Regions from separate parts of the Mus musculus genome. Here region 2 is linked to region 1. The links are chromatin loops, found by intact Hi-C in ENCODE. Cell type or tissue: heart. All regions are shown on one strand. Links, peaks and the distances in the headings refer to the core of each region. The heading gives the core; the rest is flanking DNA. Region 1 overlaps Ddr2 (discoidin domain receptor family, member 2). Region 2 overlaps Ddr2 (discoidin domain receptor family, member 2).

Region 1 (12,544 bases), core at 2,615-10,614:
GTTACAGGTATGTTGGACAAAAAGGAATGTTTTAAATCATATAGGTATTAGCAATCAATATTAGCAAATTCAATCAATATTAGCAAATTGAATGTAGAAAGAGATTGAACACATTCAGAGTGTTCATTCCAAGCATACAATATTGGCTAAATATAAAAATTATATGACCTTCTTAAATGATTCACAAAATAATTTGCCAGAAGTCAAAAATCAATCATTGGAACATTCAATGAAATCTCTCCTTAAGTAAAGAGTAGAGGACAATTACTTGATAAAGAGCGGCTACAAAAGTCTACAGCTCACTTTGCATATGGAAATGGTGCTTTCTTCCCAACACTGGAGTACAAAGACACCTGCCTGTGTTTCCTTTCCAACACAGTACCAAAAGTTCTAGGCATTATAAACACAAGTAAAGATCTATGAAGTACCCCACTGCTTGAGCTGCTAATGTGCTCAGAAAGCTAAAAAAATCAATCGTAAGTCTATGTCTCTGGTGAGTCTAAGTCACTTGACATTTTCTGACTCAACTTCTCTTCTACCAGAAGAAGCCCCGCCCTCTTCCTTCATCCTTTAAGAGTAAAGAACTCTGCATACCAAAACACTTAATATGTTGAGCAAATGGGGCTGTGCCAATATAGGGGAATGCCAGGGCCAGGGAGCAGGAGTAGGTGGGTTGTGGAGCAGGGTGCCGGGGGAGGAGATAGGGGATTTTTCTGAAAGGAAACTAGGAAAGGAGATAACATTTGAAATGTAAATAAAGAAAATATCTAATTAAAAAAAATCTAGCTTTTCCCCCCAAAGGTTAACTGATTTACTGACTGTCATTCTAAGGAAGAACTTTATTGGAAACGCTTTTGTAGAACTACTCATTGTTTTTAAACCTGTGCTTAGAAATTAGCTGCTTTGTGTTGGGGAGAGTTTGAAGAAGGAGATGGGGGTATACAAATTGTATTTTATTATATATATGTGAAATTCTCAACCTTAAAGAAAAATAAACAAAAAAAGAGAAAATATTCAATTATAATTCAGTCTAATTTAGACCACTAATCAATTAAATTAAAATTTCGTGCCAAAAAAAAGAGAGAGAAAAGAAAAGAAATGAAAAGAAAAGAAAAGAGAAAAAAGGAAAAGAAAAGAAAAAGAAAATGGGGCTGTGTAAATCTTCTGAAGTCAGATGCCAAGGACGTTGGCATACATTTTCATTTCTTTCTTCCTGGATGATAGTGGAAAATCTTCTACTGTCCTTCTTGAAGAGCATGGACCATGGGGTTTAATTTTAGAGAGCTGCCTTGAGAATTCCTGAAGACTCAAAGTTCATGGCTTGGCTAGGTAACTTCTGAGAATGTTTGGAAACAAGAGAGTTTATAGCAATTTAAGGGAGGCTCAAAGATGCTTGTTTCTGCTTGTATGGGCAGGAAGATCTTGAAGTGATCCAAAACAACCAGCCAATCATGTAAGATGCCGACAAAGATAACGACATGTAAATTCATAGTATGTGAGCCCTTAAGATCTTCAAAAACCACAAAGGAATATGGAACACACACACACACACACACACACACACACACACACACACACACACACACACACACACATACACACACACACACACACACAGCTAGCTCCCTCAGCACCAGTGATATCTTCTGAGGCTACTGTAATAAATACTTATGGTTAAAATCAAGCGAGGAAACTTGAAGCTTAAAGCTACAGCAATCTCTAAATCTCAACTAGGTCACACTCACGAGGCACTATAGCAAAGTGGTTAGAAGTATGGATTTCTGCTGGAGTTTAGATCCTACTTTCACCTTTGTTAGTGCCGTCCTTGACCTGTTGTTTAACTGTTTCCTGCTTTGGTTTTTGGCCTCAATATCATTATGTTAACTGTAATATCTATCTCATAGGATTGCTGGGGAAATCTAAAGAAGTCAGCTATACTCAGCTTTTATGCATGAAGCAGAGGGGATATATGAATGCAATCTAATCTATTTGTATGATGTATGGCGGGGGTGGGCGGCTTTTGCCTTTAAGTACTGTCTTCATAAATCATGTCATGATGCTACTGTGACGGTGCCCATCCCCCTTCTTTTAGTCACTGAAACGTAAGTATGTCTCAGGGCCAATTAACAGAATGATTTATAATCCATTAGATTCGCGGGGCACTTCAGGCCTTGGGTCTCCTCCCAGGGCTCCTAGTAACAAGGTGTAGTTATAGATCCGTGAACTGGTGTCCCCGAACTCCATTCCCATCTACATATTGAGGAAGTTAACGGGTGCCTGCTGAGGTCCTTTGTTTCCTAGAAGGCAGCATACTTCTGAGGTGGAGAAGCAGTTTTACTGACAGGGACACCGTTGGGATCTCCTAGGAACAAAGTGTCCTCTGAGAACATTTCAGCAGTGGGCAGTTTTCTAAGCCCTTTCCATTAATGAACCATTGGAGCAAATGGTGATGAAGGCACATCCCCATCCTCACTTAGGAATAAGGGACAGACAGAAGCTGAGTTGCCCAAGGTTCCCTGATATTAAATGGCAGAACTGGGATTCGGTGTACCAGAAATCCTGTTCTGGAACAGACGGGTAAGCAAAGTGACGGGTAAACAAATCAAAGGGCCAGGTCCTAACTGCTGCGTTTCCTCTATGGTCCTGTGCTATCCATAGCTCTGCTAGGTACTCAGCTGACACTTAGCATCCTCAATGATCATAGACATGTGTTTAGCTAAACTGATTTTAGCCTTCTGGCTTGCTAGGCGTATAGAGTCAAGATGTCCTCAGTAAGGTTAATTTTGTTTTGCTAATATCCTCCGCACAAAGCAGGGGTCTCAGTTAGGGGCAGAAGAGAGCTCCTTGGCTGGACAGGAAGTGGTAGATGAGAGCCAGAAGGAAACAGCATGGTTGTCAGGCTTTGGGTTTCTTTGGCTCTCCAGCTGCCACTGTCTTGTTATGTTTAGTAAAATGTGAGGTTTGTGTCGTCTCTAGGAGGACAGACGTACACTTTTCTGATGTCCTTTAATGCTGGGTGTGGCAGGGGAAATGGAGACAAGGTATTATCTGAACCAGGAACCCTGGCAAAACTCTGCTCTCCCGAGTGTGCCCAGTGGCCTTATCTTGAGCAACAGTTGGGGCCACCATGGCAGCCAATGCTTTGCATTGTCTCTCCTGGCTTCTGGAAGGCCTGTGCTGCTTTTTAGATGTATTCTCATAAGGTGCTGAGAACTTGCTTGTTAGTCACCAAAGTGACTGTGGCAGATTAGGAATGTGTGGAGGGTACCCCAAGTCTTTATTTATTTATTTTTAGTTCTATATCATCATCATCATCATCATCATCACCACTTTGGTATGTGTGTATCGAATGCATGTATATGAAGGTATGTTTGTGCAGGTACGCATGCCCACACATGTACCCAAGGATACCAGAGGTTGATGTTCGATATTTTCCTCAGTTGTTCTCCAACTTATTTTATTTCTTGAGACAGATTATCTCACTGAACCTGCAGTTTACTCTTTGGGCTAGACTGACTGGCCAGTGAGCCCTCCACCCTCATCCTCCTGTGTTCTCTCCCAGGGCTGGCCTTAAAGATGGGTACCATTGAGACCTGTGCTCTGTTATGACTGAGATCTCTGGTGGAGATGAGGCAGATGGCTGGAGACCAGAACCAGTGGAGTGTGCCTAACCCATCATGGGGGATGAGAGTGGGTTTTGTATTTTGAGACCTCCTTCAGCAGTTTTAGGGCCTGAGAACTGAATCTCAGGATGGAAAGGGAGGAGTCAGAGTAGCCCCGTAAGTATTAATGGGCCAGCACTGTGTAACACTCTCGTGGGTGCCCTTCCTGTGGTTAGGGTAATCAGCTTTAGCTAACCATCTGGTGTTTTCATTCACAGTCTTTTGGAACTGCAACCCAGTGTGCGTGTTTCCAGGGCGACTCAGTTCAATGGGGTTTGTTTTGGAAACCTAGACTGAGACTGACTCAGTGGCTGAGTTCAGCATTACGACTATGAAGGCCGGGAGGCTGTCTCCAAAGCCTTTGCCTTGGGACTGGTTCTCAGGGGCTTTTAGGAAAGGGAGCACTTGAACTAGACCTTATCAGAGGTGTTCTGTGCGCGGTGGACAGTGGTTAAAACAGACATCCGTATCTGATTAGAGTGTAGAGAGTGCTCAGCTTCATAGGGAGTGTCTGTATCCTCCATGTCCACCCTGGCTCAGAGGTCATCTCTGAAGAGGGGATGGAAAGATTGTAAGAGCCAGAGGTTAAGGAGGACAGGAGGGAAACTGTATCCCAGACATGACAGGATCACTGCATTCATGAATGCACAGTAGCTCTGGTTGCTTGCACAAGACCCGCACAAGACCAAGCCACTCAACATTTTAGCCTGAATGCTCACACGCTCCCAGAGATAGCTGCGGAGCTATTTACAGTTGATGGTTTCAGAGGGAGAGAGAACTAGATTTTTTAAAGGGTGTGGTCCCTGCTAGGTTGGCCCATGCTCTGGGGAATGGCCGCACACCTAGAGGTCTATGGGCCATATAAAATTGGACTTGGTAGGTTATTAAAGAAAACACAAAGAGGGCAGGAAGTTGGGAGGGGCGAGAATATAAAAGTCTTGGGAGAATTAGGGGTAGAAAAACAAGGGAATATGATCAAAATACAATGTATGAAATTTTGAAATAATAAAAATAGTCTATGAAAATGAAATAAATGAGACAGTATATTTCACAGTGGAAATATTAGCATACACAAATGGCTGTCCATTTGTTCTGTCCAGTGTGACACTTCTTTTCTGTCTTTTTTCCCCCTTCCCCATTTGTGTGGATACCTTTCCCAACCAGTGTAAGTGGTATGCCAAGCCAACTTGTCTGTTTTCTGGGTACTGCCTAAGTGTTTGCCCATGTTAATTCACTCAATACTGCAAACACCATGTGTGGTAAAATACAATTGTTATATTTTATTGATATGGCAACCGGAGATATGATTCGGTTAAAGATCTGCCTCAAAATAAACAAGAAGATCAGGCAAGATTGGAAGGCAGCTCCAAACCCCAGGCTCTTAACCACAAACAACACTGGCCCCATAAATTCTCTGAGTTTATTGATTTTAGGCTCCGTTAGCTGGGGAACATTTACACACTATCTCTATTAAAAAAAATCCGCGTGGGTTTTCAATCTGCCTGCAAGGAGACTGCTATGACTCACCGAGGAGGGGCACCAGGGTGCGTCAGTAGACACGAGTCCCATAGCTGTCCTGGGCTGAACTGGGTTGTTGCTTATGCCAGAGCTCTGGCTGGAGAAGTTTCGGGGAAGTACCAAGTGTGCAGGGGTAGCATGCGAGTGATCCCTCCACACTTGCCTGCCCGTCTTAGTTTGGCTGGATCTGGATGATGTCGTCTTATGCCAATGGATTGTAATAAGTCATTTCCACTGATTTCGAAGACTTGGTCCCCTAGATTACCCTCAAATGTTCTCCAAATAATAGCCTCTACTTCTGATGTGTGGCCCAGGTTCCATAATTCAAGCCTCTTGTCACAGGACTTTATTCCAGTAACTAGTGTTGGCTTTGTTAGTTATTGGTACATCTCTTCAGCTCGGGGTCAGGACTGCATGTGGATTCGGATGGTGGCCCTGGCTCTAGTTGTGATGTGGTCTGTTAGGGTGACCAGTCAATCCCAAGACAATTCCACTCTCCAGCATGCAGCTGGATTTACGGAAACTCACACGACCTCTCGAGGCTGTTTATTATGCTGGCGACGGCTAATGCTTGCACTTCTAGCAAGTCACCAGTGTTTATTCCTTGCCATGACCCTATGGGGTTACTGAAAGTTCCAAGTCTCATTTACAGTCAAAGCAGCACAAGTGAAGAGTGAAAGATATGTGTATTTCGTCTGATAAGAAACAAAGAGATGAGTCAGAGCTTAAGCTGAGGGAGTTAAGGTGTAGACTCTGCGCTCCTGACTGCCAGGCTGGCTCACCCTGGTAGGCAGTTGGGGCTTTAGAGTGCAGACAAAGCACTTTCCTAAAGAGTGTCTTGTTGCATTTAGGTTATTTACATTTTCAGTAGACTTTGGTTTTTATTGAAGTTGATAGGCTACTAGAAAAAAAATGCAATGCCATGCATAAGCAATTCTCCAAGGTTTGTCTTTAGATTAATTTTTCAAGGGGTTTAGCAAGGACACAGGACACAGGATGTAGTCCCACCTTGTCATATGTTCTGACTGCTTCCAAGGGGGCAACCATCTTATGGAAGAAGAAATCGAAGTTCAAGGATGTTATAAAAGCCACTTAGAGCCATCCAGCTGGCAAGCAGGGGGCTGTTTGGGGCAGTCTGGCTCCAGACACCATCTTTCTAATTGCCCATTCTTCTCTCCAGTGGGAGGGTTTCTGGGCTTGGGTTTGGGACACGAAGGCCAACTCTTCCTGAGGCTGACTCATGCCTCTTCATCCATTTATCCAATAGCTACTTCTAGCAGACCTACTGTGTGCTAGAGCTTGTTAGTTCTGGCTATTTACTACTGTGATACATGTATGCTCCGCCTAGGTTCTTCCAGATCTCATTGTTGGATTTTCAGTTTCTGCCTCTGTAACAGATAAGCATGAAAAACAGATGAGTAGTTCTCACCCTTTTGGAAGCCCGTGCCTGTCTTATTTATAAAGATACCTATAAACGTAGCTTATGCCGTCCTTAATGTTTTTCTGCAATTTCCAAGTAAGTGGCTTATGGTGACTAAAAATAAAATGAGAACAATTCTGATGTTGAATAATTTTTGTTTGAATCACACAGGCCCTCGTCTCTCTCCCACTCTGTTCCCCATCACAGCCTTCATTCTTTTCATTAAGAAGCCCTGGGTGCTATTCTCACGCTAAAACAAAGGGATCTACCGTTATAGCTCTAACTGCTCTGAGCCGCTGGGGTTGCGTCTGTTTAATTTATATTCATTCTCTCACCCAGTCCTGGCTTTGGGGACTGTGCAGCAAATAAAGCATTGCTCATTTCTTTTACTGAAAACCTCATCCCCCCCATGGGACACTGGTGATGGGAATCATGTGCTTTGGAGCCATCTGACATTTCCCCATCCTGTTTGGGGAGTGTGCAGCGAGGGACATGCCCAGGACTCTGACACAGCAGGCCCACAGGCTCTTTGCTCAAGGGCCTTATGAGTTAGATGTGCTTTTGGCGCTAGGAAATGCCTGGGCTGTTTCTACTCTAGACTTTCATGGGAAAGGCTGCTTCACGGACCTCTTAGGGACAGCAGATGGCTTATAAATATCTCCGGAGGTCTGGGCTTCTCACTTAGTAACGTGTAACTCCATGCTGTTCTTGAAAGTCTTCGTAGATTCACTTGTAAAGTATGAGGAGCCAATCACCATGGACGGTAATGAGCAGGGTATACTGATTGTATTGCAAGAGGAGAGAGCAGGGGCCTCATGATTATCACTAGAGGAATTTTTTAACCTGGCTTTTTAGCTTCTTTAAAGACTTTTTTAAGTGTGTGGTGTGTTGTGTGCGTCGAGGGGTGTGTGGACACACACAGGAGCTAGCGCACGAGGGAAGGCGCTTGTGTCGTCTAGAGAGGGGATTGATTGGATCCCCCTGGAGCTGAAGTTACAGGTTGTTTGTTTATGAGTGCCTGAGATGGGTGTTCGGAACTAAACTTGAGTCCTCTGGAAAAGCAGAACTGCTGAGCAATCCTTCTCGCCCATGCCTGGACTTTTAAAAACAGTGCAATGAGTTGTTAAAAAAAAAAATACAGTTTTTATAAACACAAGCTTCTCCACCTGTGCTCCATTTCCTGAATAATGACTCAGAGGTTTATTAATAATTATAATGCTATGACCTTAAGCTTAGGCTCTGCCCCCCCCCAGCCCCCACTAGCATGTAACGTACGTAACTCATTTATTATAGTCTATGTCTGCCACATTGCCCGTTACCTCTTCTCAGTTTCATGCATCTGACTTCCTCAGAGTTCTGGGCGAATCCTCCCACCTCTCTCTAGCGTGCAGAATACCAAAAGAGTTCCATCCTCTATTTCCTGCCTTTTGCTAAGAGGCCATCAGCTTTTTATTGGTGATGCTTCCAAACAGTACACAAGAGAGTCTCTCTATGAATTTTCTCAACAAACACTGACATAGGTACATGTTTTGTGATAAGCATCAAGAGATGGGTGATGCTCATAACTGGGGTTATGCTGGCAATGGTTAAAGAATGGATCCTACAGAAGAGGTACTCAGCCCTGGTGTGTAGCTTTCGGCAAATCTCCTGTGTGCGTACTCTAATCATGGTGATTTGAACTACTGTCATGATGTCTGCTGTCTGCCAGAATCTCTGAATATATAAGAATCATTACTTAGGAGCCTGTAAAAGCTGGTCCTGAACCTTCAGCCAGTGTTTGCTTTCAGAGACAGATGAACAGATAGAAAGTTTCTCCAAGGGACAGTGACTCGCCTATGTGGTGAACACATCCAGGTGGTTCAGACTAACGCAGCTGGGATAGTAAGGAAGAATTCTAGGGAGAGGGAGACAGTTACCTTTCAAAACAGTCTCTCTGCCTTCAAGCCAAGAGAAAAGGCGTTGGACTGGTTTCAAGGTTCCTGGCAGACCAGCTACATCTCACCCTCCTAGGTTCGTTCCCACACTGGCTGATACAAACCTTCTACGCTGGCCAGCCCAGGATGTTGTGTCCAGTCCTGAGCACATAAACTTCTCTTGCTTCCGAAGGCTCCTCATTCAGAAGATGCTCTCCCTCCATCTCCATCTCCCTGCCTTGTTCAGCCTTCCTGTGCACACAATTCCCACTCTCAGACATGAAAGGAAAAGTGACACAGTGGACTGTAGTGAAGTGAACCATTTGGGTTCATCACGTTACTGTTAAAATGGGAAAGGAAGATGGCGTAATCAGGAGGTATGGATGGTCCTCCATTCAATACGGGCCTGGGTTCAGGATGACCAAGAACTCTCCCAACCACATATAGACAAGAGTAAGGGAGCTATAGAGTAACAATAACAGCTGTCAATAAGAGTGAAAATTGGTACAGTCTTTCCATAAGCCTTTTGGTAGTATTTATTAAAATTATGCATGTACACACTAATTGTTCCCTTATATAGGTAAAAATATGGCACGTGTGTTACCTAAAGGTTTATTCTAGACTGCTCCTTCATATGCTGTCATTATAAGGATTCCAAATTGGGAAAAACCATATGCTGATCTATAATAGAGAGTAAGTCGTGGACTAGTCACAAGGTGGAATGCCATACAGCTTTGAGGAAACATTGAGTGTCATGCTATGTGATATTATGAGTGTATCTCACAGATGTAATTGTGAGTCAGAGGGGCCAGACTCAAAAGAATACAAGTGAAAATTTTTGTATGCAAAATTGTCTGCCTGTCTGTCTATCTATCTATCCACATGTACATGCACACATACATATACCTATACCCATATATACATACTGTTTGCCTGCCTGCTCACTGTGACATTAGTTTTACCCCAGGGCTCACCTTGGGTGCTGTTTTCATCTAGGAAGCTACTCTAACAAACACTTCTGAGGTTGATCAGATACTCATGGGCTGGCAGCATTTCCCCAGAGTTACCTCCTTATATCATTCTGTAATTACTTTTCTGAACCTTCCACTCTACTCTAAAGGGCTGAACGGGCAGTGACTGCATCAATTTGTATTCTGGGTATTTAGCACAGTTCCTGGCCCTGAGGGATTGATCACTATTAAATAATTGCAGAGGGAGGTCTCTGTATTGTGTGAGAGATGAAGCTTTCAATCACGGTGAGGTACGAGAGTGGGAGAAAGTTAGGTAGGGGCTTGTCACTTGTCTGAGGTGTCTTTGGAAGTTCACTTCAACAAGTTTAACTGAGTTGTAAAGACGTAAGCATCAGATACTCTGCTCATAGCCACCACTCACTGAGCAACTGCTACATGCCAGATCTCAAACTGCTGGAAGCTGACTGTATTGTTTAAGTCTAATGATCATCATGAGGGGTCCACATCGTCATCCTATCTTGCAGGTTAATTAAGGCTGAGAGAGCTCAAGTAATTTCTCCTGGGTCACACAGCAGGTCAGTGGTAGCACTGAGCTAATGAACCCAGTGCTTCTGGCTTGAAATGTACCAGAGCACATGTCTTTAGGTTCTACATCTCTCATATTGAAAGCATATGAGCTAACTCATTCTGGAATTATGCACATCTTCCTTCTGCTTATTGCTGTAGATTATGGATACCTCGTGCATCCATTGTCCTCCTGTGCTGTTTAAAGGGCAGGGGAGAAGGGGATGGTGAATTCCATGGATCCAGCAGAGCATCTGACCCACAGGGGACACGGAAATTGCATCGTTTACAGCAGGCAACACTAACATAGGCTTCACTTAGCAGAAGTTCACAACTGAAGCACTCGGAAATGTGGGCATGGCAGTACTACACTGGGCAAATGATGACCCTGTAGATGGACTGAGCAGGAATATCTGGCCACCCTTCCCTGAAGTCCCTTTACCCTCTCAGGCCTCTGGGCTCAGAGTTCACAGGCTGAGGGTGTGTTTGCTTGGCTGTGACTATCCCCTCAGTTTCTCTTTCTGGGTATCTTATTTCATAAGCTGAGCCTGCCACAGAGCTCTGGGATTCTGCTGGCTTTAGTCTGAGCCTCTGGCTTTCATTGCTGCCCTTCTAGCCAGATCTGGGAAAGGGTTTGAAAAATGACACTGATTGGATGCACATTTGATGAAGGTGATGGATGGTCAGGCAACTCTGAGTCCCTAGACCCAGATATAATTGACAGGTGTACCCTCCTGATGGGAGCCAAGACCCAGACTTCTTAAGAGAGGCCCCCTCCCACTCCTCTCCACCCACACCCCTACTGTTTGCCTAGCTCTTTCTGCAGAGACCCAAGGGAGCTATGGGCCTTTCCCTGCCCCTGGTCCTCACTCAGCCACCTCTGTCTCCTTGGTGCTGAAAAACCCCGCCTGTGTTAGTCTTCTATTTGGGGCTGCAGAGTCTCTTCCCATCCCATTACTGAACACATGCCTTGGCTTTGTGCTGGGGACCTAGTATCTCCATTGCCTTGCTATGTCGGACCCCTCTTCTTGTGCCTTCCCGCCTTTTCCGTGGATCTTCCATTCTCATGGAGCATTTTAGCTAGATCTTGAATTAAGGTCTTATTAGGGGAGCTTCAGAGCACATTTGTGACAACTCTTTCTCTGTTTTCGAATTTCAGAGATTTCATGGGTTGGGGTTAACCAGCTAGAAGATGCATGTCTTGGAAAGGGTGGAATTCCAGACTATTTGAAAGAGAGCCAAGACCTGCCCCCAGCAGTTTAGAGAACAACCCAAATATTGGGTTTAACTGGTCTGCTAGAGAAGTCATAAGATCCAGGTCCTAAGAACCCCTTGGCAGGCAAAAGTGAAACTCTATAGAGTCTCCCAACAGCATCTGCTGACAGTGGAAGTATTCCACGTTTCTAATGAGTGTAGGCTTAAACATACTTGGGAAAATAAGTCCCGGTAAGAGATTACTCTGACAGCTCTGCATGCTAACGTGGACTGCTTCTTATTAGAGCAGAGGGGGATGGGCTTTCTGTTTGTTTTTGGTGTGTTTGTTTCTGCTGCCAAGGTGTGTTGTAATGTCAAGGTTGTTTAATATGTATGAGCCTCCACCATGTATGAGCGAGAATCAGAGTGCATTTGCTGTGAAATGAGATTGGTTCCAGTCATTTAAACAGCTCCAGGTGTAATAAGAGTCGACAAGAATTGATGCCAAGAACTGCTTTAAGGATTAACTCATTTAGTCCTGAGGCTGGTCCTTTCAGGCAGGACTGCCATTGGCATTCCACTTTTAGATAATAAAACTTAGGTTTGCTTACAATAATACAGGCAGGCAAGGCTAGAGGTGACATTGAAGATGAGCTATCATGTTCTAAAGCCTGCATGTCAACTGCTAACTTAAAACCTGTGACGTGTTGTTGTAGGTTCAGATGGTACTGGACTTGTACATTCTAACCCCGAGAACCTACCTTTATTGATAAGAGTGACAACAACTACCAATGAAGGACATCCTCTTTGAGACCGAAAAGAGAACTCGATGGTTTGTTAGTCACTGATGTTTGTAATTTGTCCACTTGTTTATCTGCCTGAGACTGGTCCTTCTTAAAACACTGCTAATGAAACAGGATGCTGGCATCAACGAAGGAGGAAAATGAGAAGGGAGAAGAGTAGGAAGGCAGAGTGATCAAATGGCAGAGGTTGGTGGGATAAAGCGTTCAAGAAGAACAGAAGCTGTCCAAGTGGATGCTCTGCTAGTCCTGAGGGTTGTTAGTCCTCTGCTGCTGCTATGTGCACCCTTGAGGCTGGCCAGGCATCAAAGATGGCGGTGCTCATGCTCACTTGATTCTGTCTTACTCCTGGATAAATACTGCTCCTACTTCCCCATGTCACTCAAGTAAGAAACACAGTTTACTCTGTCCCAAAGGCCTGGCTCCAGCAGTTGTCTTAATTGATGGTTTTGAAGACTGTAGAGGTTTTGCTGTTGGTGAGTGTTGTAAGGGTGTCTGTGGT
Region 2 (12,544 bases), core at 2,267-10,266, 50 kb after region 1:
GCCTTGTACTTCCATATTAGAAGGACAGAATCAAGTTTGAAACATAGAATTATTTTTTTATTTATTCTTCTTCCATATATTACCTCCTGACTGCAGTTTTCCCTCCCTCCACTCCTCTTTGTGTCCCCAACTCCTCCCTTCCCCAGATCTCCTCCTCCTTCATTTCCCTTCAGGGAAGAGCAGGCCTCCCAGAGATATCAACCAAACATGGCAATACCAAGATGCAATAGGACTAAGTCAAACCGTCATGCCAAGGCTGGATGAGGCAGCCCAATGGGAGGGAAAGGGTTCAAGACCAGGGAAAAGAGTCAGAGACAGACCCTTTTCCCACTGGTGGGAGTCCCGCAAGAACATCAAACTACACAGCCATAACATGATATGCAGAGGACTTAGACCCATACAGGACCTGTGATTGTTGGTTCAGTCTTCGTGAGCCCCTATGATCTCTGGTTAGTTGGTTCTGTGGGCTGAGTTCTCATTGTGTCCTGGAGCCCTCTGGTTCCTACAATGCTTCTTCCCCTTCTTCTGTGGGGTTTCATAAGCTCTGCCTCATGAAATATAGAATTGTTACATGCTGAACCACAAGCTGTATCTCCTATAACTTCACAGCCCGTGTTATTTCTAACCCAGTTGTTTTTTGTTTGCTTGTTTGTTTGTTTGGGTTTACCTCTTTGTTGGGACAAAAAGCTTGCTGTTTTCCCATCTACTGGTTCATGTATGTAACCAGGAAGAGCATGCCATCCAATCTGTAACTCCGTACCCTAAAGCCCATGCATTCAGATTTTCTTTCCTGTCTTTAATATTTGTTTCTGGAAACTATCTATTCCTAAGAGGATATCGAATGAGGGAAAGCAGTCTTTGTGAAATAGACCCATGTGTAACAAACCCAGAGCCTGAAGAAAATGACTGACCTAATAATAGTCTTGCTTGTGCACTGCAGTGTGTGGGGAGCAAGGCCCAGGTGACACCGTTGACTAGGCTTGTTCTTTCTGGAACTGGAAGAAGTAGGTTGAGGTGGCCTGAGAAGGACCAGGGCTGAGAACACTGGATTTCCGTCATGGTTACATTGGTCGTCTGTGAGTTTCTGAACGAGTCAGTTCACCTTTCTGAGGATTACAGGTTCTGATATCGAGTATGGAACTCTAGGGTTCAGTGAGTTAAAATTTCTTCCCTGGATCTAAAATTTTGTAGTCATAGATATATCTTTAGATCATTAGACTGGCTTATGATAATCTGACCCTGATAATCTCCCTCTATCAAACGTGTACCTGGGGCGAGCCAGGGGTCATACTTCTGTGCTTAGACCTTTCATGTGCCCTGTGTTTTCCTGGAAGCCGTATGTAGCATACTCAGTGACAGGCAGGCCATGGGCTGGAGCTGGCTGTCGGGGGTAAACATCTTGGAACAAGCAATGCTTTCAGCCTTACAGCCTTGGCTCGAGAGTATGAGAAGTAAGCCTTGGGAAGCTGGGACCTGGTGGCAGCTGTTTCTCCTCGGTCTGCTTGCCAACCCTACTGGAGCTTGGGATGGACAGAGTTCTCAGCTGGGCCTACTGTGGCTGATGCTGGTAGTTTTCCACTCTGGGAAACTGGAAGAGTCCGTTGGCATCTCTGTCAGGAGATTGGTGGGTAGCGGAAGCATCCGGAAACCACCAAGACAACTCAGCAAGCATTTTTTTTTTTCCTGCAGTGACTTTTGCTTCCTGTGACAGGCTGCTCTCTGTACATATTTCTTTATATCTCAGGATATGGACTGAATAGGGGAGTGTAATCCAGGGAACGGGCGCGGGGGATTGGAAGAAAGGAGTCCTGATGTCTAGGATTTGAGCCAATGTTGCAGTTCTGTATCTTCCCAAATAGCTGAGATCCCTTCCACCAGTTACCCAAAATAGGCACATTCAATAGGAAAACCACACCGGGGCTGCAGAGAAGCGCCACGTTGGGTTCCCTGGGCCAAGGCTTCTTCTGGTTCCAACGACCCAGCGGGATGGGTAAGGCTATCCAAGATCAGCTCGCACTCTTCCTCTGCCCTTCCTGTGAGGCCCCTGGGAACACTGAATCATGGAGAAACTCTGCTTACTTATTTTATGTTACATTGCTGCTTTATCAGCTCTTGTCTCTGACCTCCCTGTCTTCAACCTTGTAGTCCTTGGACCTGGTTTCTAGATCACTAGCCCAACTCCCATTGTTGTAGGATGACTGAAAAGTTGGTCATTCTTTATCTGGGGTTTTGCATCCCTTGGTTTCTTTGTGTAGTCAATCACAGTCTGAAAGTATTAGATGGACAAAGTCAGGACTAATTTATAAATCTTAAATGTAGTGATTGGGACTGAAAGAACTAAATCTTGAGCCCCCCCCCCACCCGTCACACCCAGTGCTTGTCATTCACTGCACTTTATCTCTGTATATAAGCACCGTTTTGCCTTCTGGAGGCAAGTGGGTGTGGTTCAATAAGATGGGAGAGAGGCTGGGGAGATGGCTCAGAGATTAGAAGACCTTGCTTTGCATCATGAAGGCCTGCATTCAGATCCCAGCACCCATAGAGCAAGCTGAGCATCCCACAGCTGCCTGTAACTCCAGCCCAGAGGCATTAAACACTCCTTTCAGGCCTCAGTGCATGCAAGTTCACACATCTGCATACATTTGTGTGTACACAGTCACGCACACATAAACAAAATAAACATTTAATAAACATGTGAGAGCTACATTCACATAACTTTTACTTGGGATATCATAATTGTTCCATTTTATTATTAAGCATTGTTTATCTCTCACTATGATTAGTTTCTAAGTTAAACTTTATTATCGGTATGCATGTGCAGGGAAAGACAAAAGAGCTTGTAGAGGGCTTTGCACTATCAGCTGTTTCAGCCAACCATCAGAAAATATCCCCTTCTAGTGAATAGAAATCTACAGTGACCCTTGTGGCTCAGCACCTACTCTGACATTGAACTGTGAGTTTACATCATGGAACAGAACAAGATTCTTGTCATCCCTTAGGTCGATAGTCACTGGAGGCTCTTCTAACCAAACACCCAAAACTCTTCCTCAGTCGATCTTTGTGACTAGTTATCCGGCAGTGCTAAGGTCTATGCTGTGGCTTCTCTTTGTCTCCTACACATAATGTACACCCACTGTTGAACTAAGTCACTGCCTGATGAAAGACAGTTGGGCAAGCTGCTGCCTCACAAATACTTGCTGAACCCCACAGATGACAACTCACTTGGGGGGTTCTGACCTAGAAAGCCTCTACTGCACTTGCCCTTCAAGATCTAACATGTGAAGTGAATTGTTTTCATTCTTCTGTCTGGACATTTCCACCTATCTACCTAGCTCTCCACCTTTTCCTACTTAGCTGTTTGTCCAGTGTATGTTGAACACCTAATCAGAGTTGTGAGTCAGCAAGGCTGAAAGCGGCCAGGAATCCAATATGATGACTATGCTCTGGAAGGTCAAGAGATACAAGTGTGCTAGAAAATTCACAGTGAAAATTATTTCTTAGAAGAACCTGTCACTTGCATCCTGACACCATATTTTAGTATTTTTGATACTTTGTCAGACTCTCTGAGACCATGATAGCAACTGTCAAATAGGAAAGCAACTGTATCTTTTTGATGTCTGAATACCTGTTGTCTACCATTTGTCTCTTGGACCATAATGGAGGTCTAGGAGAGAAATCATTTTATGACTTATTCACTACTGACTGATTGTATAAATGCAAGAACACTCACTAATGGGCACATTTGTTAATGCTATACGTGAATGGATAGATTGCAATAAAGTAAGCAATTCTCGGATTTATGGGGAATCCTTTTCTATTTGTTATCTGCGTGACTCAAGGTTTCCCTTGGATGAATTCCCAAGACTACATCTTTAAGTCTCTGGGAAGAACTCAGCAGTCCTCTGACACTGCATAGCAGAGTCCTATGTGGTCTTTCTCCGTCACTCCCTCTGCCTGCCTGTCAGGCACACTTCTGATCTCGTTTACTTCATTTTTCTATATCTGTTAAGTAGGGGAAAATTCTTGCACGGAGCCAATTACAACATGACAGAAAAAGGATTCCTAGAAATACAACCCTACCGAGATGCATTGTAGTGGCAGTGGCAGTGTCTTGGTTATTGTCCCACAGACCAGCAGGCCCCACGATGGGAAGTTATTTATGATACTATCATGACTCACCTTGTTGGCTGTTCCCAATGTCTGGCTTACCTCACGTGTCCCAGAGGACAGAGGTTCTCGTTACATTTACAGCCCCACATCTGGACACATGTGATGGATGGGACTGTGGATGTTCTATGCTGCAGCTGTCAGCAGGGCCCTTGAGCGTCATTCTCTGTCCAGGATGGATGGGATCTGGGAGCGGACCTCAGAGGCCAAACCCACAGCAGGATAACTGCATCTTCACCAACATGCAGCTTCTGGGTTTAGTTTTCAGATACGCTAGAGTTACAGTCGCAAAGATCTTCACATGTAGGCAGCAATCAGGCAAGAGTCTCAGGGCCAAAATGGAACAGGAAAAGCAAAGATGGGACTAACTCTTGCTCTCAGTGAGGTGTGCTTTTCATTGTCAGTTGTTCAGAGCACACTTCAGGTTCTTCAGGCTTTGGAGATGAGGGTCTCTCAGGCCTTCAGCCTCCTGCGGGAGCTGTAGTGGTGGCTTCTCTTTGCGTTCATTTGCTCACGACCTGGACTGAGCAGCCCCTAGTTCTCCTCTCTCTGCCTCCTGCAGATGGGCCCGGAGGTACCATTCAGTGTCAGTGTGTGTGTGTGCGTGTGTGCGTGTGTGTGTGTGTGTGTGTGTGTGTGTGTGTGTGTGTGTGTGTGTGTGTAACATGAGGGTCCAATTTCTCTCTTGGAAATATGGATATCCAATTTTTTTCAGCACCTTGATTGACAAGACTATGCTCCCCGCCCCCTGTGCATTTTTTGGTACCTATTTTGAAGATGGGTTGACCTTATATATGTGAGGTTATGTCTGGGCTCTCCATTCCATTGCATTGGTCACATTTTTAAGTATAGGACTACTTTAATTACTACAGCTTTGTGATATATTTTGATATCTAAACTCCTAATACCTCTAGGTCTGTTCTCCTTTTAAAAGAATACTCTAGGGTTTTTTATTTGTTTGTTTGTTATTTTGTGGTTTTATATTTCTGGAAAAATTTCTGGCTTTCCAGAAACATCCATTCTTTCTTTTCCTTCGTCGTAATGATTCCATTTCGTTTCATCTTCCTACTCATCTTTTATCTCGTAGACTATGGTGACTTCCGAGTGTTTATAGTTACTTGTTTTGTCTTTGTAACTCTGGAAGTCCACTCAATCTTGCCTGAGCTCTCACTCCTTTGCTGTAACTGGGCGCTGTCGGGGCGTTGCTGGCTCCTTTGTTTCCCATCTCTCCAAGATGGTGGTCCATTGTTGTCTGGTGCCCATTGTTTGAAAGCTGGATTATTTCCCATAGGGAATTTCATATGCTCTGTCTTATTCTCTTTGTTGAAAGTGAAGCCCATCCCTGAAACTACTGTTTCTAACAGGACCAGCATGCTCAGTACTAACACGGGACAGTGGATTGAGCTGTTTCACAGTCTCATACAATCTGCTCCTTAGTAAACCAGAGTGCTTCTACCCATCTAGGGCTACCTGATGGCTACAAGGATAATGCTACTTTTAGGAAATTGATTTAATATGTAAATCTGCTAGTAAGGAACTAAGGCTGGGACTATTGGGGTTATTACTCAATACAAGAAGAAATTTGCACATTAAATTATATTACATTAGTCAGAATTTGGGCCAAAATGTAAGTTTGGCTGTTGGTTAAATCTTGGAGGTATTTGGATATTAGGATTAGGAAAAAGCTCTGTAGCATCAGTGTGGCTGGACTTGGGTCATAGAGGGATCTAGGAAGATTTCAAGTCCCCTATTTCCTGTTCTGTTACCAGTTTCAACCTTCTTGGGGACTCTGGACTAAAACTGAAAGCACATTCTCTGTTTTCTCTCTGTTTCCTCGTTCCAGCCATATGCCGCTATCCTCTGGGCATGTCAGGAGGCCACATTCCAGATGAGGACATCACAGCCTCAAGTCAGTGGTCAGAATCCACGGCTGCCAAATATGGGAGGTGAGATAGCTTTGTCAAGAAGGCCTAAGTGCCAGGGGGAGGGGAGCAGGGGGAGGAGGGAATGGCTACACAGCCACAACTCAAGATGCTGGGGGAAGGGCTAGTGCTGGTGAGAGCTTGCAAGACTGGAAGCGAGATGTGAAGGGGTTTGTGCTGCTTGGAATGTTTCAGAGAGAGGCGAAGCCTTGGCTGCAGTCACTGGCCTGGAAACCTCTTCCCAACCACAGAGGCCTCAGAACCACACCACCCACTGTGAATGGGGTCATTGATAGGCAGTGGATTTGCTTTACCGGACCTCACTGTGGGCCGTTGTAGGAGAAAGGCCAAGGGCGCAGGTACAGAGAGGTGTAGATTATGTAGGACACTGGCAGTGAGTGATGCCTGCGTCTCAGGAGGTATCTGAAATGCCACTGGGCAGAGTGTCTATGGTCAAACCAGACACTGAGGTTTCCAGTAAGTTCTTCCTTCCCTCAAGGAAACCTCACACAGAAGGGCCATCCTCATCTATAAACAGAGCAAATTCTATGTGGAGTATGTAATTCCCAAGGTCCCTAAATGAACAGACTCCCAACTCAGAAGCTACGCTGATGATCGGACCCTTTTCTTCCTGCTAGAACCTAATTATTTGATGTAAATTTCGTATTGATTTTGTTAAAATGGAATCACACATGAGGCAATCGACCCCCATAACCTCCCTCATCATACCTGTCTTAGTGTTTGAGAGGAGAGAGTAGTGTGGAGTTATGGGGGGAATGAGAAATGAGTGGGTAAGCTCTGCGAGGAAAGGGAGTGTACTAGGGAAGAGGGAGAAAACTCAGAGGGTACTTCAAATAAACCTTAGAGTGATTTCTCAATGCCGTTCAGTGGCGGTCTAGCCTGGAGTAGTAAATGAACCCAGGTTATTGGTCATTCCCTCACAGGCTTTCCACCCTCACCTTCACCATGGCTCCCATGGCTTTTGCTGGGTTGCCATGCCCATTCTGCTGGCTAGCATTCCACCATACTGCATAGCCCACACTGAAGACCTACCTTTCCTCCCTACTCCTTCCTCCCTCCTATAACTTGATACCCAAACCAGGAGGAGCCTGCTCTGTGAGATTGTGGCTGAGGAATGGACGTGGGCAGGGTGAAAGAATTCCACAGAGGAGCATGGGTGGAAAGGGTTTCATTTCCCTAGAGTTCTCTAAATCAAGATTAAAAGGCTACATGTGCTTTGGAAGGCCCCAGCTCCATTGTGGTGACTCTCCCTGGGCTGTGTGGTGCTTCAGAGACAGGAAACGAACCACAAATGGAAATGGTTAGGACAGACAGACACCATGGGGAGGTCCCCCAAGTCCCTCTGGACTAGATGCTGGGTTTTCACTCTCTCCTCAGGCGCAGGGCAGCTGCCTACTGTGAGCTGGTGAGTGTCTCTTGTTTCACAGTTGCTCCCTCTCTTCCCTACCCTTCTTCTCAAGGCTGGACTCTGAAGAAGGAGATGGAGCCTGGTGTCCTGAGATTCCAGTGCAACCCGATGACCTGAAGGAATTTCTGCAGATTGACTTGCGAACCCTACACTTTATCACTCTTGTGGGGACCCAGGGGCGCCATGCAGGGGGTCATGGCATTGAATTTGCACCCATGTACAAGATCAACTACAGTCGGGATGGCAGTCGCTGGATCTCCTGGCGTAACCGGCATGGGAAGCAGGTAAGAAGAAAATGGCCACGCTTTGGGGGAATATAGGACTCAATAGTTGTCAATAGTTCAAACTGTGTATGTTCAAGCCCGATATGACATTGTAAATGTGGCATGGTGTCAGTTCAGAGTTGACACAGAGGATCTGTTAGCTCTGCTGAGAGAGTTGAGTGACTATATTCTGCTCATGAACAAGGAGCAAAGTGTCCATCAAATGCATGATTCATGAAGAAAGGTGAACATGATTTTAAAGGTCTCTGCTCCTTCTCATATCTCTCCTAGGTGCTTGATGGAAACAGTAACCCTTATGATGTATTCCTGAAGGACTTGGAGCCACCCATCGTCGCCAGATTTGTTCGCCTTATCCCAGTCACTGACCACTCCATGAACGTGTGCATGAGGGTTGAGCTTTATGGTTGTGTCTGGCTAGGTAAATCTCGACCACAGAGACCTTCTGAACCATAGAGAAACTTCCAAGCCCCAAGAACTAAAAACCACCAACTCAGAAAGGGATGAAATCACTCCCCTTTGGAATGAGATTATTTCCTTTTGGTTAAAAGAGAAGAATGAGCCACACCCATCTACCCAGGGCTTGGTGCCCTGTGGTGGAAATGACATATTCAGAGTTACTCAGGTAACTGCTGTTGTGGTGAGCTTCCCAACAGTGCTCAACTGTTAACCCGGATTGAAACCCAGTGGACATGATGGACAAGCTCATACTTCCTTGGAAGCTTAAGTAGCTCCCTAGGCTAATTGGTTAGGCAGCAGGTGCATCTCCTTATCACAAACGCTGACCACTGTGTTTCCTTTGGCAGATGGCTTGGTATCCTACAATGCTCCAGCTGGACAGCAGTTTGTACTCCCTGGAGGCTCCATCATTTATCTGAATGATTCTGTCTATGATGGAGCTGTTGGGTACAGGTAAATACTAGGAGATTTAAATAACCACCAGAATAGAGGAAATGGCCATAACAAATATTCCATCAATAATCAAAGAGTCAGTCAATCCACCAGTATTCTGCACATGTGTGATACACGGAAATAACTTAGATGTAGTTATTTCTACATCTACATATATAAACTGCATGGTGTTTATCTCCATTTTGAAGTTGACTTTTGGAAAACAAAATAGTAATACCGTAGACAGGAGAAAAATTACACAAAGGAATAGCTAAACTTTGTGATATTTTTATAAGTGTGGGAGTTATATATCCTGAAATGAGGATGTATATTCCAATCTAAAGGCTAACTTGGCTATAGATACAAAGTAAGAAATAAGATTGGTCAGGTCACAAAGTTAAGAAACAATGAACTCCATAAATATAGTACTTTAGAAGCTGTGAAAAGAAGGAGCTATTAAGGCTTGCAATAGATAAGAGAAGCTCTTAGGATTAGATGTTAATGAAAGCAGGAAACAGTAGGTAGAGGAGTGGAGAGGAAGAAATGGAGGAACATTGGTCTAATTATGGCAGAAACGGGTGAGAGCAGCAGAGAGGCCTGAAGTGGACAGATGAAGAGCTGTGGTAGAAAAACATCACCAGACACATTGGGGTACAGAGCTGGGAAAGACATGTGCCTATCCATTCAATCATTACATTCTTCTTCTGGTCCATTGCTAATCCTTGTCTTTCTTAGTTCAGTGTTTATCTGTAAGAATATTGTGAAATATCGATCCAACAATAAAGTTTCTAGGGGCCAAAAAAGAAACATATTAGTGAGTCTCAGGAAGCAGATTGTAGAATGACAGACAGCCTTTCTACTGGCTCAAGGGTGGAGAGTGAACTATCTCCTTCATCAGCCAGCCCCTGGGTGAAGTCTCAATTCATCCAGTCTTCTAGCCTTACTTATTTCCTTTCCATCTGCTTAGTCAGTCACTTCTCTCCACTCTCTTACATCATCTTCACATGTTTGACTCAGTCACACCCTAGCTAGCCTAGACCTAAAGCACACAGGAAATGAGATACCAATTGGATCTTTGCTAGTCAGTTGTTATGTGTGTAGAAGTTGGCTAGGTGTTGTGGGTAATTAAGAAAAATGAAGCCATGGGTCTCATGCTTAAGGCATTCATAGTTTGGGTCAATGGCTATGTGAGAAGATTGATTATTCTATGTATTTGTTGCTTTTTTTCATTGCTATGACCAAATGCCTGACAATAAACAACTTGGGGAAGGAAGATTCCATTTAGTTCACAGTTCCTGGCAGGAGAAGTTATAGCATAACAATGTTCATGGTGGTGGAGACTTGAATGCTAGGAGTAGTAAGAAGGATATCAAGAAGTCGGGTGGGGATGGAGCAGTTTTCCTTTTAGCACAGTAATTTCCTTTTAATATAGTAATTCATTGATGATTTTTAAAGTTACGGAAGGATGTGATTGGAGCTGAGCTTCAGGCAGATTAAACAAGTAGCTGACAAAGATTAGATGTGAGTTCTAGTGGGGCATACTTTAAAATCCCAGATTCTATGATGTAAATATGAACTAGTAGCCAAGGCCACAATGGTACTCTTGGAAATAAAATAGGGAAGAAATGTTCATTTGGGGGATTACAAGCATCTAAATCAAATTAATATTACCCTAATGATCTCTTTCCCTGAATCAATGGAGAACTCAGTTTCACATCAACAAATGTTATAAAATAACGAGTGTTTACTGCATTAGCAGAAAAACCATTGAAGTGCTGTTTTATTAGTTTGTATGACAAGCCTTCGTTTTCCCCTTGTGTCTTTTCCTATATGTATTAATATGGTGTCTTGGTATAATGGTTCACCATTATCAATGGCATCTAAATTAGTTCATTAGTGGGGGAACTAATGAAGAACATGAAGAGCACAGCCCTTGACCCATCAGTGACCAATACTGGTTGGACGCATTTGCATCCCTTCCTGGACTGCACAATTCAGAAAAGGAAACCACTAGATAAGGTGCATTTGAAAGATTTCTCCTAATCCCTCCACCTCTATAGTTATCAGCTCTTTCAAAATCCAGCAGTGAAGCAATGGGCTGAAAAGTTCTTCTGTGGATGTGTGAGTAACTCCAGGCTTCTCTCTTCTCTCCTCTTCCCATGGCCTGAGCAGCATGACTGAAGGGCTAGGCCAGTTGACTGATGGAGTATCCGGCCTGGATGATTTTACCCAGACCCATGAATACCACGTGTGGCCTGGCTATGACTACGTGGGATGGCGGAACGAAAGTGCTACCAACGGTTTCATTGAGATCATGTTTGAATTTGACCGAATCAGGAATTTTACTACCATGAAGGTCAGTGGTAGATTCTCTTCAAGAACCTCAAAATTATCGTGTTGGGGGGAAAATGCCCGATGTGCCCTGAGCTGATGTTGACAGAACTAGATTTTAAAATATATTCCACTACTACAAGTATAGATGAATTCAGAGTAACATCACTTTTAAAGGTTGTTTCTTCATTTGTTAACTCTGCACAACAGGTTAGACCCATTGTTATTGAGTTATTCTCTTCTTCCCTCCTTCCTTCCTTCCCTCCTTTCTTTCCTTCCTTCCTTTCTTCCTTTCTTTCCGTCTTTCCTTGCTTCCTTCCTTCCTTCCTTCCTTCCTTCCTTCCTTCCTTCCTTCCTTCCTTCCTTCCTCCCTCCCTCCCTCCCTCCCTCCATTCTTTCCTTTCCAACATCAGAGCCAAACATTTTCATCCAATCAGACATAACAGTTATTTCATCAGTACATAACTGCAGAACAGTTAAGTGGACATTGGTGAGTGGTAGGATGGAAGCCAATGGCTTGGTCAAGGCTGCGCTAGAAGGCTGTCATGTGATGGGTCACCTCAAATATGAATATGTGGCAAGATCTGAAGAAGGAATTTTAAGTCCTAGATCTCATTTTGCCTGAAGTAAGACCCTACCAGGGAGCCAAATCCTTATGCCACCCTTGATAAGGTCTTTGTTATAACATAAAGGGTTTCCTGGTATGTTGTTTAAATCATTATTTTCTTTTGCCCTCATTCTATCCTTGGTCTGTTTTAGAGAGAAGGGCATGGGAAAGAAGAAAAGTTCATGCAAAAAGTAACTAGATTGGATGCTAAATCTAAATTGTAGGGTTAGGGAAAAGTAGAGGCCAGGGGTGTGAAGGAAAGCCTTTGTGTTCAATGTAGGTTGAGGCTGCAGGATCTTATATGGTTTGTATATAAACTCCTAATGGTCTATAAAAGAGAATGAGGAAACCTCAATAAAAGTCTCAGGAAAGGGTGGACAAATAAATTTGGTCTTCCACGTGCATGTTCACCTATCTGCCCCTTTTTCATATTTATATTCATGTGTAGTAGTAATCTACAAACTTGGTAAGCCTTCCTCAGTAGTCTTCAGTCTATAGCTGTTTCCTGGGTTAAATGGAAGAGATCGTAATTATACTATATATTTAAATTTTATCTGTTTATCTGTGCTTGTTTTGGTTCCACAACTATATTTGGAGCACAGCATGCTAGATTCTGAGTAAAGAATATTTCCTATCTTGGGAAACATTGGTCACAAGGTCAGTAGGAAAGGCACCATTAATTTTCAAAAGAATGCATGCGGGATAATATGGGACCCAGAAGAAGGAAATATACATCAGTCATTATTAAGGGTTCTCTCTAGGGCAAATATTTTATTCCTTACACAAACTAGGCTTAAAAAAATACTTGTCTTTTATATTACTCTCAGATGTTAATGCCTATCTCTTAACCAGATTAACACTTATTCATTAAATGAACAAAACATTTAAGATGAGGACAGAAGGAACAACATATGCC

What was found. Hi-C counts contacts between places; a loop is a spot of excess contacts. Peaks named below come from ENCODE experiments on the same cell type or tissue, not always from the same donor. Only the 100,000 strongest peaks of a DNase experiment are listed, where the experiment ranks them.
Region 2: it touches region 1 in a loop (1.8-fold over the local background); 5 of 42 quality-filtered maps call a loop at or near these places.

What each region holds. Positions count from the first base shown.
Region 1 is chr1:170,050,932-170,063,475 of GRCm38, reverse strand. All of the region lies in intron 1 of Ddr2 (discoidin domain receptor family, member 2), which reads left to right. Among named protein-coding and RNA genes, the nearest start is that of Ddr2, 32 kb to the left of the region's middle. In heart, for the core only: no CTCF peak of the experiment used is centred there; DNase peaks (open chromatin) are centred at 3,935, 5,235, 5,645, 7,075 and 1 weaker place.
Region 2 is chr1:170,000,331-170,012,874 of GRCm38, reverse strand. It overlaps Ddr2 (discoidin domain receptor family, member 2), which reads left to right. Exons shown (of 17, transcript NM_022563.2): 3 at 6,011-6,113; 4 at 7,571-7,802; 5 at 8,073-8,220; 6 at 8,606-8,711; 7 at 10,863-11,046. Among named protein-coding and RNA genes, the nearest start is that of 3110045C21Rik, 37 kb to the right of the region's middle. In heart, for the core only: no CTCF peak of the experiment used is centred there; a DNase peak (open chromatin) is centred at 6,274; H3K4me3 peaks cover 699 bases; H3K27ac peaks cover 2,082 bases.